Linked DNA regions of Homo sapiens: region 1 is linked to region 2. The links are chromatin contacts, found by POLR2A ChIA-PET in ENCODE. All regions are on one chromosome and are shown on one strand. The core of a region is the stretch at or near the end of the contact, and the rest is flanking DNA. Distances in the headings are between cores, read along the strand shown.

The links. ChIA-PET counts read pairs that join two places held with the same protein, here RNA polymerase II (POLR2A).
Region 1: POLR2A ChIA-PET joins it to region 2 with 11 read pairs in WTC11. The contact joins the enhancer-like site here to the promoter of PTX3 in region 2. POLR2A ChIA-PET finds 5 or more read pairs at or near these places in 6 of 52 experiments (H1, OCI-LY7, PC-9 and 2 more).

Annotation. Positions count from the first base shown.
Region 1 is chr3:157,530,161-157,535,445 of GRCh38, forward strand. No RefSeq gene overlaps it. Among named protein-coding and RNA genes, the nearest start is that of VEPH1, 29 kb to the left of the region's middle. RefSeq lists a cis regulatory region at 4,593-5,030. Within about 2 kb of position 3,496, at least 3 of the 41 ENCODE cell types and tissues checked have a DNase peak (open chromatin) inside an H3K27ac peak, as active enhancers do.
Region 2 is chr3:157,434,680-157,439,583 of GRCh38, forward strand. PTX3 (pentraxin 3) reads left to right here and starts at 2,171. Exons shown (of 3, transcript NM_002852.4): 1 at 2,171-2,384; 2 at 2,834-3,235. The coding sequence starts at 2,255. All of the region lies in intron 4 of VEPH1 (ventricular zone expressed PH domain containing 1), which reads right to left.

The DNA of each region.
Region 1 (5,285 bases), core at 2,246-4,745, 97 kb after region 2:
GACCACACATGGAGAATGGATTGGAAGGGGCAAGACAAAACCAGTGCTTAAAAAAAAAAAAAAAGGCAACAAGAAAACACTCAGAGGGGCAGAATCATACGGATAGGAGGTGGAGAGAGTATCAAGAAAATGGGAGGATGGTCAGCCATTTGAAACTTTTCAGAGGGGTTAAGAAAAATAAGGCCTAAAGAGAGGTCATCAGTGGCCTCATAGAAAATGCTTGTAAAACAGTGATAAGGCCCAGCTTAGACTGTAAGGACAGTGGTCACTGGAAATAAACACAGAGGTTAATTTCAAGAAAATTTGAAAGAGAAGCAGAAGTTGAGTCATAGATAAGTAAAACTGGAACTGAATAGAGGAGAAGGAAGCGTAAAGGAAGCAACTCACAAGGAGAGAGAAGGGGGATAGTTGATGGAGATGGTCACTCAAGAAGGCTCCAAGGAACAGGATCCAGAGAAGAGTGCTGGGTCAGCCTTGGCAGAAAGGAAGGCCTAACCCACTGTGGCATGCAAAAAAATGTCTTAGAGTAACAACAAAAATCAGTCTGTTGTGGACAAACGAGAGCCAAGAAAACTACCCTAGATCTTCTAAAATACAGGATGGAATATGATTTCCTAGGAGTGGGAAGTGGTAGCATCCGGCTGAGAACCTAGGGGTGGAGGAATAGGTCTGAGTCAGACACCATGGAGAATGTGATGAGATAAAAAGAAAAAAAATGAAACAAGATTTGAATCAAGTCTTGAGGTCTCAAATCAGAGTTTGAGAGCATAAATACATGGTGGACTCTGACAGCACCATCTGGTGATTTCTCCCTGCAAGCAAAGGTCTCACTTCTCAGCCCAGATCCAGAAAAGACAAAACAGAAAATGTGAGTGACCCAGAGGTGTGAACTGGCTAGGTGGGAGTTGCAGAGAGCTTCTGAGGAGAGGGTGGTAGAGTGCTGGATAGAGTACTGTGGGGAGCATAAATGAACGACCCAGGCCGAGGAGCCTGCCAAGGGAGGCAAGAAGCACAGGGTGGCTACAGGGAATGTCACGGATGCCCAACCTCAGTTATTACAGTCATTAAACTGGTTTTGTTTCATTTCATAACATTCACTAGAATGAATTAATTTCCAGAGCTTATTGGGCTGTCATTTTGTGATATAAGAAAACAAAAGAAACTTACTCATTACAGTGACTAAAGAGAAGGGAGGTAACTTCCAACTGTTAGTTAGTTGAAATGGAATTCCCTATCTGATAACTATTTCACAAAAGTAGCATTTCAAACCCAGCTTGTGGAGCTCTCCATTGAATGAGAAATGGGGCAGAACCATCTGTCAGCACATCTTCTTGAAGCTTCCTTCTAAAGGAGAGCCCTTCAGGCTGGGTGTGCGGCCCTCACACCCAAGGCACACTGCTGACCTCCTTCCCTGATAGCCGCTCTTCCACTTAGTCATACCAGTGCTTCCTGACGTTTAAAATACCTGAATTTTTGGTAGCACATTTGAGGAAATTAAAAGGCAAACACTTTTTTAAAAAAATAAAAGCAAATTTCAGAAAACTTTCTATAATTATCCTGTTATTTTTTCGTTTGCCCATTGACACCATGTAGCTGCTTGAGTGGAAATGTTTACTGGCCCAATAAAGTTCTCCTGTGCCCTCTTGGGAGTAGAGCTCTTCTGGGTTTCAGTAAACCTGGGCTCTTTCTGTGGCCCTGATTTCCTTTCCCATTTCTACCTTTGCCTATCGCAGCAAGTTGACCCCTGCCCCACACCACCCACCCAAACAGCCTTGCTCCGCCAAGTACCCAGCCCCTCACTGACCTCACCTCAACTGTGTAAAAACAAATTAGTCACACTGATCCAAATGTGTCTGGATGGATTGCCCCCCCACACATAGAATATGAGTCGAGGGGGAACTTGTTTTCCATCTCTGGAGCAGCCTTATAGAAAGGCTTAAAAATCTTCAGCCTCACAACTTTCACAGAGCCACAGAGCTTTCCTCTGTAGTCGGTGATTGTCTGTATCTGGAAGCCATTTTTAAAAATAGAAAAGGAAATGTCTTTCACTGTTTTAAAATGCACACACTGGCAGGTAGTAGTGATAGCTATTTCAGTACCGCAGACACCACACTGAAAACACTTTCTATACTTTACCTCATTTACTCCTCACAGCAACCTTTACCTACAACAACAGCCAGCATCTAAAAAGGCACTGTTACTATTCTGTTTTTCACATGGGATGACTGAAGCTTAGAGAACAGTAAAATGACGCCCTAAAGTCACACAGCTACTAACAGAGCCATGATTTGCACCCAGCCAGGCTGAGCTCAGAGACAGCACTCTGAAATGCCTAATTCAGTGGCTATTTCATTTATACTCATTATTAATGATTGAAGTTTTCTAGAACCTAAGACTGCGAGCTTACCTAACCCAGGTTCTCCTTTCCACCTGGCTACACTCATTTCCTTATTTGATACAATGCCTTCTTCCTTATATGGTTCTTTACGAAGTGTAGTCAACAGGCTTTTAATTCATTGCTTCCTGCCTCTTTAGTCCTCTCCCACCTTCAATTCTTTCCCAAGATCTCGGCCACAATACTGTTTCCTCTCTACTGTTTTTTACTCACATCTTCCACAAGGGGGCACATTCTGACCATAAAGCTTTGAGGCTCTCCAGTCAGCTAAAATACAACCAGCGTCACCCTAATGCTTTCATTCTGTTACAAGAAATGCCTTTATTCAAGCTACATTCCTCATTGTTATTTCACGTAGGGGAAACAACAGTAAAAAAGGAAACCATATAATTTTTGTAGACTGTTTGACCATAATTCATTCACTGGATTTCTATGTTAGGTATGGAATCCATTAAGCAGGATATTGAAGCTTATGAATGGAAACCTAGTAATTCCTCTTTAATAAACATGAGTTACTTTTATTTCTTAAACTTTATTAGGCATTTACTCAAAACATTACTCAGAAATGTTTGTTAATAATATGAATGATGATTTTGATTCCGTTTGCGTTGTTACTATGTCTAAGGGTCCAAAACACAAAGTCTGGATTATTCATAAAGACTGAGAAAATGGCTGGCATTTGAATGTAAATCTTAGTGCTTGAGCCTAACTCCATCTTGACACTTCTCACCAACCCTAAGGAAGGAGTGGCTGCTACCACAGTGGCCTTTTTGTGTAGCTGAGGAAACCAAGACATGAGGAGATTCGTTCAGGCCTTATAAGAGTCACATATGGGGAATAGGCCCGGTTCTTGTCAGCTCCCTGAGGCTACACTGGTCACCAAGCAGAACTACCGCAAGAGGAAAATGAAGAATGAAAGAAATATGAAGACAATTCTAACATTAAAGGCAGGCTCACCTTGTCCTCTTTGCCTGCCAGACTTCTAAATGGTGGATTCCTCCCTGTTTAGTTTCGGGCTCTCTTCTCTTCTCCTTCACTCTTCTCCTAAACAATTGCATCCACTTGCAGGACTTTGAATATCTCCCCAGACCTCTCCTCTGACACACTTCCCCTGAGTCATAGCTAACTGCCTGTCTGAAAACTCCATGTGGAGGACTCCTTGCCGTAGTAAACTGAGTAAGTCCAAATTGAAGCAATTGATTTCCTGCCACGTCCCTGAAAAAGCATCACCATCCTCCCAGCATCCTCCTTTCCCAATTTCAGAAAACGGCCCTGATGTCTACCCGGTTACTAAAAGCAGACCCCTGGGAGCCACACTGACATCCACCTGTGCCTCTTCCCACACTCAAATGCATCAGCCAGTCCTCTTGATTCTATGTCTAAAATAGATCTTGTATTTTTCCACTTTTTTTTTTTTTCCATTTTGTGTTCAAGTTTCTGCAGTCTCTGGCCTGGACCACAGCAGAAGCTTCTCCCTGGAGCACTGTTTCCATTCGTGTTCCTCCTTCCACAATCCAGTCTCCACACAGAAGCCAGATTAGTCTTCTTAAAATATAGATTTGACTATTATTTATCCTGCTTAAAACCCTTAACTTCTCCTGACACATGAAATAAAACCTCAATTCCTTATTATGGCCCACAATGTCCTGTACCCTCTGGTCCCCACCACCTGTCCAGCATTAATCCACTGCTCACTTGGCTCAGCTGCCTTCTGTGGGACCCAGAGCAGGCCATGCTGCCTCGTACCTCAGGGCCTCTGTGCTGGCTGTTCCTTCAGGCCTTCCTTCACCACCCTAGCTAGGTCAGTCCTGGTTATTTTCTAGTATCCTAATTTTTTCCTTTCTGACACTTCTCACAGCCAATAATTATTTTGTTAATTTAGTTGCTTACTCATTTATTATCTCCCTCCCAAACTATGTAATTCCAAAGCTGGTTCAGTCAATAAAATCACTATTCATAACAGAGATGGATAAAAATGTGAATAGTCCAATTAAATTAAATAGTAGTCAGACTAATTAAATAGTCCAATTTTATTTGCAAATCCCTGTTCTGCCAAGGTAAAAAATGTAATATGAATTGAAGTGGTCCCCTATCCATTTCCATGGGGTTGTGCACAATTTGTAAGGGGATTACATGGGCACCCCATTAAGATGTCCATGTTCTCTGTCCACACAGCACCTGCAATGACAACTATTGTCCTTCCAGGTCTCTGTCAAGTGTTCACAAAGGCCACCAGAGGGACATTCTCTTCTAATCACAGGCGTCCTCCATCCAGTGAATCTCACCACTGTTTCTATCAGGTGCAATCCACATCATTTTGCAGCTCCTGCACCATGCTGGGGTCTGGACAGACTGTGTTGTTGGATGAGGCGTGGTCTGTCTCAACATGACTCTGCAGTCTTTCCTACCTGGAACAGGCACTAAGCCCCTTTTTCAAGACCCATCAACATCTGGACTCCTATTACCCCTCCTCCAACTCTCCTATATTTTCAGTTTAGTTCAGTGAATCATTTCCTAGAAGGAAGAGTGGAGGGGACAGATAGGAGCCTTGCTCTTATCTTTAAGGTTTCTTACTCAAATATTTTATGCTGTATTAAGTCTGTGTGTTCCTCTGAGGGCCTAATTTTTTGAAACACAAAATCAAAGAGAAGCTTTTTTCTCTGCTTACTGTTTTCATATCACTTCCCCAAATCTATGAACCCCAAAAACATAATTAGTTGAATTGGGGGAAAGAACTTAAAAAGGAGATGGGAATATATATATAAATAAGATAAGTTAAGGGTTCAAAATATCTCTCCCTTACACTAGTATTGTGCCTGGTACATTGTTAGTGTGTAATAGGTATTTGTAAATTAAGAATTAATAATAATAAATGAATGAATACATATTC
Region 2 (4,904 bases), core at 921-3,420:
TTATTGGTATATTTTGATTTAATTTTAGCAAATAATATTGTACTTTTAACTTATCCTTCTCTGTGCTTTTCTTTCCTCCTTCATTAATTTTTTTTTCATAGATCAAGTCTTTCTTTAAAAATTCCCCCTGCACCTTCTATTCGGATGCCTATGTCCATTTGGTAGTTGTCCTTAAACTTATAACAAATATTTTTGAGCAAAGCAAAATTAATTAATTTCTTTTTCGTCCTCCTGAACAATGAAATGATTTTAGAATCCTATTACTGAACATAAAAGCAGCACATTTTAGATTATTTCCTTATATCTGTCTTCCAGTTCATTAATATTCTTTTCAGCTTTGCCTAATTTGCCACTTAATCCATGCCTTGAGCTTTTAAAATTTTCAATTAACTTTTTTTTTTAATTCTAGAAGTTTTATTTGGTTCTTTAAAAAAAATCACCTAGCCTTTTTCTTTTTGACAATGTCTTATTCTTTTCTCATATTTCCAATTCCTTCTTTTAGAGCTTCAGTAGTTTTAAACATATTTATTTTCTAGTTTTTTGGCTGATATTTCAACTAAATGCAGTTCTTGGGGAGAGGTGTCTAATCCTTTTTGGTTTCTGCTGATTCTCATTTATAGTGGTTTGCTTCCTCATATGTTCAAATATCATTGTGAATTCTTTTTTGTTTTCACAGTGGCAGATAGTATATATTTGAATTCTAAACATATCTGAGGGCAGGCCCAATTTCACAAACTCAAAGGGACCTTGTAGAGTTCAAAGAGAGACATGATTGCTTCCTACCTCTTTGTGCTAGGGCAGAGTGGGATTGTACCTACTGAAATACAGTAGGTAACCCTGTGAGGGTCCTGGCTTTCATGAGGATCTCCCTTCTAACTCTCCACCTTTGGCCTAAGCTTTGCTTCCACATGGTCATCAACATTTGGTGGTTATAGAACTAATAACCCCTATCTCACTTCACTCCTATGCCAGAGGGGCCCTAGCATCAGCTCATGGGATTGTTGTTTTTGCTTTCCTCTCTATCTTTGGCTCCGGGATTTTCCCCTTACTTTAATGGGAGCTCATCTGTACCTTTTAAGTTTTTATTAATATCATGTGAACACAGACCTGTATATATTGTTAGAAGCAGAAATCTCTAAGTTTACTTTTAAAACATGATCCTTGCCTCGAAACCTTGTAGAATAATATAATGTCCACATAATACCAAGTTATGAAAAGAAACATACCTAAATAACTAAATAAGTATATTCCTTTTTTCCCCCAGCTTTTTTTCCCCATTCTAGGTTTACCCAGTTGTACTGTGTTGTTTGTCATAGGCCGGGTGAGGTGGCTCACGTCTGTAATCCTAGCAATTTGGGAGGCGAAGGCGGGTGGATCGCCTGAGGTCAGGAGTTCGAGACCAGCCTGGCTAACATGGTGAAACCCTGTCTCTACTAAAAATACAAAAATTAACTGGGTGTGGTGGCGGGTGCCTGTAATTCCAGCTACTTGGGAAGCTGAGGTAGGAGAATCGCTTGAACCCAGGATGCGGAGGTTGCAGTGAGCCGAGATCACACCATTGCACTCCAGCCTGGGCAACAAGAGCGAAATTCAGTCTCAAAAAAAAAAATTATCTATAAAAGTATAGGTGCAACTCCTCAAGTATTAAAGACAAGATAGCTCGGATTGGACTTGACTTTCAGAGCCATAACTATTCTTAATATGTTGGTTTATCTTGGAATCAGACCATTTTCAGTTTCAACCTGTAAAACAGTGTACAAAGGAAACATGGAAAGTTTTCTATATATAAAGGGTTGTGAAATAATAACAGCTCACAGAAAATGCTGAAATGATGATTTGCTTCAGTACCCTCTGAAATTTCTCCCCTACCACCCCTCCTTCATCCCCATTGCTATCAATTCAAATTACAACAGCTAATTCTCAGGAGAACAGTAGAAGCCCAGTTTCTCTCCTCTTTCCCCTCTGACCCTCCTCCAATTAATCTGACTGCAGCGTAAACCTTTGCGGTTTAATATTGTGCAACTTCCACATTTCCCTCGCTCTCCCACCCAGCCCCCTCCCCCACCAAATTCAGGGGAACTCCCGTTACCGCAGTGCCACCAGCATTACTCATTCATCCCCATTCAGGCTTTCCTCAGCATTTATTAAGGACTCTCTGCTCCAGCCTCTCACTCTCACTCTCCTCCGCTCAAACTCAGCTCACTTGAGAGTCTCCTCCCGCCAGCTGTGGAAAGAACTTTGCGTCTCTCCAGCAATGCATCTCCTTGCGATTCTGTTTTGTGCTCTCTGGTCTGCAGTGTTGGCCGAGAACTCGGATGATTATGATCTCATGTATGTGAATTTGGACAACGAAATAGACAATGGACTCCATCCCACTGAGGACCGTAAGTTCACTTTAACTGTTTCTCTGCTAACCCTGACTACATATCCACCTCTTGGTCTAAATAACACACATATACTTTGTGGCCAGTGAGACAAGTTAAAAATTTATAGCTTGTTATGCAAAAGTGAGAAGCACTTGAAGAAAGATGGAGGTTTCAAAGTTATTTCTGTAACGTACATAATGGGTTGAATCATATCAAATCGTCAATATTTGACTGTTTTGAGCTACATAACCGGCGATTTCATAGGGTACAACTTAATCTATACCTGAATGAATGATTTCTGTCGTTTCTGAGACATTTACATGCTGTTTTTCGGAGGTGTCCTTAAAGGGAAGGGGAATGCCAGGAACGGGCTGCAACTTGGCACCACCGAGGGAGGTCAGCTTTTACAAAGCACATCCAAGGCAGGCCTGGGCGGGCTGCTAACGTGTGTGTATCCCGTACTCTAGCCACGCCGTGCGCCTGCGGTCAGGAGCACTCGGAATGGGACAAGCTCTTCATCATGCTGGAGAACTCGCAGATGAGAGAGCGCATGCTGCTGCAAGCCACGGACGACGTCCTGCGGGGCGAGCTGCAGAGGCTGCGGGAGGAGCTGGGCCGGCTCGCGGAAAGCCTGGCGAGGCCGTGCGCGCCGGGGGCTCCCGCAGAGGCCAGGCTGACCAGTGCTCTGGACGAGCTGCTGCAGGCGACCCGCGACGCGGGCCGCAGGCTGGCGCGTATGGAGGGCGCGGAGGCGCAGCGCCCAGAGGAGGCGGGGCGCGCCCTGGCCGCGGTGCTAGAGGAGCTGCGGCAGACGCGAGCCGACCTGCACGCGGTGCAGGGCTGGGCTGCCCGGAGCTGGCTGCCGGCAGGTAAGGAGGCAAGCGGGGCCGGGACCTCCCACTGCGGCTTTGTTCCGGGAGCGCGCGTAACGGCAAGCCAAGCCAGGCAACCTTCTAGGGGAAGCTTTCATGGGAAGCGCGCGCGCGCGCGCGCACACACACACACACACACACACACACACACACACCCCTATTTCTGCATGCGCGGTCACAGAGCTCAGGCACACCATACAAGGCGGGAAAATTGGCTTTAAAAAAGTATTCCTCAGTCCTAAGGAGCCCTAAAGAGAGTTGTGGAGGTAACCATCACAGTCTTGAAATAGACGTCTAGGGCCCCTTACACCCGATCCGACTAAGCGCTGCAGGAGTCCACTGGCCCGTTATAACCGTGATCCCTCTTGCCGCCCAGCTTCCCTCCGTTAGGGATTTCCACGTCTTCTAATTTTATCCTGCCTCTGTCTTTAGAGGAGCTCTGGTTTCCCGCACTATTTCAGGGCCCAGGCTAACGTTTAGGGATGTTTTCCAGCCCCTCAGCCGGCCCCTCCTCTCCGCCCACCCATTCTCAGCAAGAAACTTGAGGCTAAAGCTAATCTCCCGAAGGGTCAGCGGAATTCTTCAGGGGTCCCCCAGCCCCCGGGGTTTGTGGAATTAGCGCGACAGGGGAGGTCGGAGGGTGTGCGGTTTGGGATTCAGCGTGGAACAGTCAGGTGTAGGAGCCAATCCGTGTAGGGGATCCCAGCTCCACCCCAGGGATTCAGAGAATTGGGGCCAAGCAGGAGAGAGACTGTTCAAACCACAGGCAACTTCTCAAAGTCCCATGTGACACTCCATGAATCTCCAAACAGACATGGGTTCCCAAAATAATACATTCTAAAGATGGTTAAAAGAAAGAAATAGAAGATTTGGAGCCAATCAATACTCCTTTGTATGCCAAAACTTCTAAGAAATGGTGGTGTGACAATCATTTTGGATTGTATTAGAAAATCAGTGTCCTAGGTAAGAAAATATAACTTGCACTTTTCCTGAGAATCCTTCCCTGTATTTCCAAGAAAACAACTTTTGCTGGATGGGGAGGGGGAAGAAGCATGTTTCATTTAAAGTTAAAGAATTTTATGTAATGAGAGCATGTTTCATTTAAAGTTACAGAAACCATATCATATTTCCTAAATATTTGAGGGGTGCTTGTCAGTAAATACTAAATAGGGCTTCAGAGGAGAAAAAGCATAAAATCAAATGTACACTAGATTCTCAATGTGACAGGAGAGAAATTAGAATTCTGCAGCCATTTTAATGGATGAAATGTCTTGTGTTTCGCAAACCACGTAAAGTCATTGTACATATAATGCACCTGAAAAACCGAAGAATTACTCTATTTTTTATCTTCATCTTTGCATATTAGTTAGAGCAGAAGAGGGATGCATTTCTGAATTCTAAGATGTTAATCCTTATTACATCCAATAATACTTTTACCCATATGCTTTGATTTATCTTCTCTTGGTCTCCAGCCAGCTTGGCTCCTAACCATTCTGTTGTTAGCCTCCTAAGAACCTGGTTTTAATTTTGTTTGGTCTTTGATAATCAGAAAAACCTATTAGTTAAAAGCCATTTCATAAGAGAGTTTCTGACATTTTAAAGAGGTATTAAGAGCCTCGTTTTTGGGTATCCCTGGTCCCCAAAAGAGGATCACCAAAAATAGCCA